2 separate regions of the Homo sapiens genome follow, and region 1 is linked to region 2. Evidence: chromatin contacts called from ENCODE Hi-C or POLR2A ChIA-PET data. All regions are on one chromosome and are shown on one strand. The core of a region is the stretch at or near the end of the contact, and the rest is flanking DNA. Distances in the headings are between cores, read along the strand shown.

Region 1 (2,933 bases), core at 35-2,534, 630 kb before region 2:
CAATAACCTTCAACAATTGGTCCTCACAATAACCTTCAACGTAGGTATGATTATTAGTCCCATTTTACTTAGGAACTGAGGAACCTGCCCTAGTATGCAACGCAGTAAGCAGAAAAACACGAGCTGATTGCAGAGTTATTCTCCCTCCTTGATGGCCTCCTGCTGACTTTTCTGGCTTCCTCTTCTGCCATCTTTTTTCTCCCAGCATTAAGTCTCAACTCCATGGAGCTGCTCTATGAACTTATCACACTATTTGATGCCTCTATACTTTTGTACATGCAGATCCCTCTGCTTATTCCTCCGCTCATCTTTGCTGCATCTCCGCTGATTCCAAGTAAACTCTTACTCATCTCTTTGTCTAAGAAGCACATCATGATCCTTTCATCATCTCCCTACGTAGAGTCAGTCCTGACTACCAAAGACTTTTTGAATATGTCTTTCATTTCTCTCTATAAGCATAGAACCATAATGTGTTTTTACTATGACACTCATCATAGGACCTTGCAGTAATTTGTTAATGCATGTAACTTTTCTAATAAACTCTAAGTTCTTTGAGGGCAGGAACTCTGTCTTGGTGGAGGTGCTCAGTGCATCTTTGTTGGATGAATAAATGAATAATCAGTGCAGGCTATCCTCCCACAAGATTAGATATGAGGTTGCCTCTTCCCTGTCAACTTTCAGTGCTGTAAATACAAATTTTAATAGCGCTTGGAAAATTCCAATATTCTCTTCAATTTCTAGCCATTTTTCAATCTCGATGTTTTATCTTTTCCACAACACTGATTATATCTTTGAGAAAATGGTATTTTTTTTTCTCTTTCCTTCATTCCAAATGAAGTAAATTAGTCTGGTGACCCCTAGATTTTACCACTTATGAAACAATGGGGCCAACCCATTGGTAAGAGTAAAAGAAAACACCAAACTATTCAAACCTGAGGGCAGTTTCCTCCCACAACAAAGTTATTCTTAAATAGCATTCCTTCATTTACTTTTTGCAGAACCACTTTTGGACACATTGTTCTGTCCTTTAATCATGCCAAATCAATCAACCAATTCTTTAGCTTTTCTATTTCTGGGCATTCCTTCAGTCTGCTATCACCAGAAACATATCCTTCAAATCTAATAAAATAAACCTAACACTCTTTTTAAACAACAAAAAAAATAGCTTCCAACTTGTCTGTACAATGTCCCAGTGAGGTCAGCACAAATGGCATCATCCTTGTCATTTTAGCAGTGGGCAGACCAAGCACAGAGACCAAGCGGCTTTGCCCAAGGCCATAAGACAAGTCAGTACCAGAGCTGGAATTAGATAGGAGGAACCCTGGCCCTTTGCCCTGGATTCAGACACTGGTTCATGTTAACCTTAGAATTCTTTTTCCTTAGTTTTATGCCCTCCAAAAGATTAGCGGATAGGGAAACAATGCAGCTATTAAAGACAGGATCTCTTCCCTTACTCTTAAATCCAGCACAATTAAGTTGACTTAAGCTGCAATGAAAGGAGATGCATGTGCTTCCCCCTCTGTTTTTTTTTTCCCCCAAGTGGTGGAAGTGGCCATCTCTGAGGTCACCACAGGATTGACACCTCATATTTGGTCTTCCAAAAACCCATCTCTAAACTCAAGCTTTCCAGTTTGCCATTGGGAATGTTTGCCTTTGAAAAGTCTTAAAGGGAGTCTCATGGGTTCTGTGGTTTTACCCTCTGTGAGAGAAATTGTCCTTGGCCACACCCTAGGCCAGTGTTCCACCTCGCAGCTGTTTGCACCTTCTCTCTGATATGAGAAAGGTGCTGGCGGCTCCCCTCTGTAGCCACTCTGGGAATAGGGGCCCCAGCAGTCTACTGGGAAAGAAAGTGTTCTTAAGAAACATTTCTTGGCAGCAAGCAAAATTTCCACAAAACTCTTAAATATAATAAAATGTAATTAAAGTGCCACATTGAGTTAGCTCCCTTTGAAGTTTCACACTTGCATAATAAACCAAGTCATAAACCAAGATTCAAATAGGACATTATATTTCTTTTTACAGATTAATTCTCATTAATTATCTACTTGACCCCTGCTGTTATAGAGAAGTAAGTACCTGCTGCACCATAATTCGTGCTGATAAAAGGCAGTAAAAGATGAACTCACCGCTGGAAATGGAATCTCACACCTGAATGTCACTTTGTAGTCAGAGAAAATTAGAGCCCATGTTTAGAAATCACCTTATCAAAACTTCAAATGATCTCAGAAATGAGGTATATTCTGCATTTCTGTCTTTTTTATCACTGAGGATTTCAAATTTTATGTTAAGTGGCTGGTCCTCTGATGAAAAATGTGGTCCTTTACAAAGCAGGTTTTTTTGCTAACCTGTGGTGCACAGATCTTAAAACTGTAGATCTGGCCATGAGAGATGGTATGGGACAGCTGTTTTGCAGTGGGGTAAACATGTAAGGTTTTAGGGCTTCATTTTATCTTATCATGCAGTTTTACAGTCCCATTAATAACCACATAGACAAAGAAGGCTTTTCATTGAGACCAGTAAGAATTCACTAACTCACAGGTTACGCCACAAAGACTGATTACTTGTGACTCACACTCAGTGAAAGCTCTTAGGGTGAACTCTCATGAGTCTCAATGCTGAAAATTAATTTGCTTTGTGTGAAGAAACATTTATCTGTGTATACCTGCGCACCTGTGTGTGTTTAGGCTGTCTACAAGTTGTTGATGTGTTCTTTCCTCTTGAGCTATGGACACTGAGAAGACTTCAGGAAGAGAAACACTGCAATATAGTGAAAGGATTAGCAGGGGACTGGTCAGAGAACCAGCAGTGAATTATTGGTATAAAGAAGCAGTCTAGGAAAAGGCTTGAATTGAGCTAAACTGATGTTTAAAAAAGAGGACAAAAGAAAGTATGATAGATATGAAAGCCACATGTTCTTTATATAGATAATTATT
Region 2 (2,923 bases), core at 366-2,865:
ATTCCTCAGGGATCTAGAACTAGAAATACCATTTGACCCAGCCATCCCATTACTGGGTATATACCCAAAGGACTATAAATCATGCTGCTATAAAGACACATGTGCACGTATGTTTATTGCGGCATTATTCACAATAGCAAAGACTTGGAACCAACCCAAATGTCCAACAATGATAGACTGGATTAAGAAAATGTGGCACATATACACCATGGAATACTATGCAGCCATAAAAAAGGATGAGTTCATGTCCTTTGTAGGGACATGGATGAAATTGGAAATTATCATTCTCAGTAAACTATCGCAAGAACAAAAAACCAAACACCGCATATTCTCACTCATAGGTGGGAACTGAACAATGAGATCACATGGACACAGGAAGGGGAATATCACACTCTGGGGACTGTTGTGGGGTGGTGGGAGTGGGGAGGGATAGCATCAGGAGATATACCTAATGCTAGATGACGAGTTAGTGGGTGCAGCGCACCAGCATGGCACATGTATACATATGTAACTAACCTGCACAATGTGCACATGTACCCTAACACTTAAAAGTATAATAAAAATAAATAAGAGAAAAAAGAAAAAAAAAGGAGCAACGAAAATTCTGAGTACTCAGAGATGAAATGTTTTGTCAGAGAAAGCTCTGTGCTTCTTACTGTTTGTCTCATGGCCCCCTTCACACTTGAATTCAGTTTGGCTTGCTTCCAGATATGAGGCTGGATTGTAACAGCTGTCTGAGCCCTCATAACATACTTGAAGTCCTTTGGTTAAGCTCGTATCAGCCTTTTATCCTGATCTTTATCTTTTGGTTCCTCGGTATGACATTCTACCATTATTACACGGTGCATGTTATTGTTGCAGACCACTTTATTTCCTTTATGGAATGAGGTTTTGTGTAAATAAATCAGTAATACATGTGCACCTTAGGGGTCGCTCCCTAACAGTTGGCTTTTGGCGTATGTGAGTCTCAAAACCGGAGCCACAATCTCAAGCTCTTAGTGATAAGCTATTAAATACCTAGTTGGCTATTTATAATGTCAACATGGTATTCTAGACTTGGAGCTGAAAATCTCAATTTGATTCCTGACTCTGCATTTGGTGATTTTCCCTAAATGTTTTTCTTCCCCTGCTCTGTTGTTTCTTGATACTGGCAAGGGTGGAAACTCATAAAAAGAAATGCAAAGGGCATATTTCACAGGAGATTACCAAAGATTGCAATAATCTTGGCATCCTTTGCTATTAGGAAGAAAACTGCTTTAAGAAAAAAAGGATATACCATATTGAAACAATTTATTAACTGATTAAATACCAAGATAATGTATGACTCTTCCATCTCATAACAAATCAACTGCTAGCCAACCTTACAATTCTCTTTTATGAGACCTTTTAATACTTTTTAAACTAAGTCTCCTAAGGTTTCTAAAATAGACTGCTTGACCTCGAGCCCAAATCAACAAACTTCTCCCATGTATCCCCCAAGCCCTCAGGGGTAAGGGCCTGACAGCTGGATGTGGGCATGACACAGGAAGTACAGTGTGTACTGCCCAACACACGCCCAGGAATGTCTGCAGCTTGGGAGGATCAAGCATGTACCTGTCTGTGTTTCCTGTGGTCTCTGGGAGCTGGAAGCTAGACCAAAACACACCATTTGTCAACTGTAGCAAACCATTAGCAAAATAGGCAAGTGGTAACAGGGCAAGTGAAACAACAGGCAGGTGGCACTTCTGTGACACCAATGACTGCAAACACAATTACTAGGCTAGAATATGAACAGCACACCTTTTAAGACTCCCTTAGCCCAGGAGTTCAAGATCAGCCTGGGCAACATAGCAAGACCCGGTCTCTACAAAAAATTTAAAAATTAGCCAGGCATGATGGTGTGTGCCTGTAGTCCCATCTATGTGGGAGGCTGAGGTGGGAGGATCACTTGAGTCCAGGGGGTTGGGCTGCAGTGAGCTGTGATTGCTCCAATACACTCCAGCCTCAGCAACAGGCAAGACCCTGTCTCCAAAGAAAAAAAAAAAAAAAAAAGACTCCCCCTCAGAATACATATGAATGAATAAGTGAACAAAGAAACAAATAAATAAATGGCATTCCTAGCCATGTTTCAGAACCATTAGAGGACATAATCAGAAACTTCAACATAAGCCCCAGGTCTTCTGCTTCTGTCAAAACACTTTTTAGTTGCTCTTACTTCTATATATATTAATCAGCCTCCAGCTGATTCAAGATTTATCATCAAAGAATCAGATTCTTTTCATTTTTATCAAATTAGGAATTAAATTTCCTTTGTGACACTTCTCTCTGAGACGTATAATGATTTCTTTTCTTTTCAGATATTGTATCACCTTCAATTCTGATAACCATAGAACACAGGGGATCTTTTATCATTTTTAAAAAATCATAAAGGATCTGAATCTTTTAAGTATAATCTTTTAAGTGACGAATTGTTTCAAATAAATCACTTAAATCCCTGATGTATTATAGGACTTGACATCAAAATTAAGTACTCAAAATATGCAAGCACAGTATTAGAAATGTCGCATGTATTAGAAATAGCCCACCTGCTCTAACATAAGCTAGGGTGGATGGCGAAGCCCACTCCCCCACCACACACACCACTGCCCCCTATACACAATCTTTCCCCCATATAACTTCCCAGGTGGATACAGAAGCGTCTCTGCAAAATTTGGCTAAAAACCGCTATCTAAATACAATTCAATTAGAAACAAGAAATAAAGAGTTCATCAGATACTTCAAAACAATATAAAGTTGTCGGTTTTATATTGCTGTAGGCTCAGATCCTGCCAACATGTTGAATGTCTAGTATATACCAGGCACTCTCCTTGGAGTCACATATTCCCATTAACATATATTCTTCCAGGCAGGGACCAGCTGATTTCTATATAATGCATTGCATTTC

What was found. A loop is a pair of places that touch in the nucleus more often than their neighbours do. ChIA-PET counts read pairs that join two places held with the same protein, here RNA polymerase II (POLR2A). Pooled maps may share reads with other maps.
Region 1: a loop to region 2 is called in a map of chondrocyte, with 2.9 times the contacts of the local background. The contact joins two enhancer-like sites. A Hi-C loop is called at or near these places in 2 of 168 maps with a recorded cell type or tissue (chondrocyte and mammary epithelial cell) and 3 of 50 pooled maps. POLR2A ChIA-PET finds 5 or more read pairs at or near these places in 1 of 52 experiments (MCF 10A).

What each region holds. Positions count from the first base shown.
Region 1 is chr5:67,879,427-67,882,359 of GRCh38, reverse strand. No RefSeq gene overlaps it. Among named protein-coding and RNA genes, the nearest start is that of LINC02997, 88 kb to the right of the region's middle. Within about 2 kb of position 1,284, at least 4 of the 41 ENCODE cell types and tissues checked have a DNase peak (open chromatin) inside an H3K27ac peak, as active enhancers do; they include mammary epithelial cell, where a contact is called at or near this core.
Region 2 is chr5:67,247,508-67,250,430 of GRCh38, reverse strand. No RefSeq gene overlaps it. Among named protein-coding and RNA genes, the nearest start is that of TILRLS, 19 kb to the left of the region's middle. Within about 2 kb of position 1,615, at least 6 of the 41 ENCODE cell types and tissues checked have a DNase peak (open chromatin) inside an H3K27ac peak, as active enhancers do; they include mammary epithelial cell, where a contact is called at or near this core.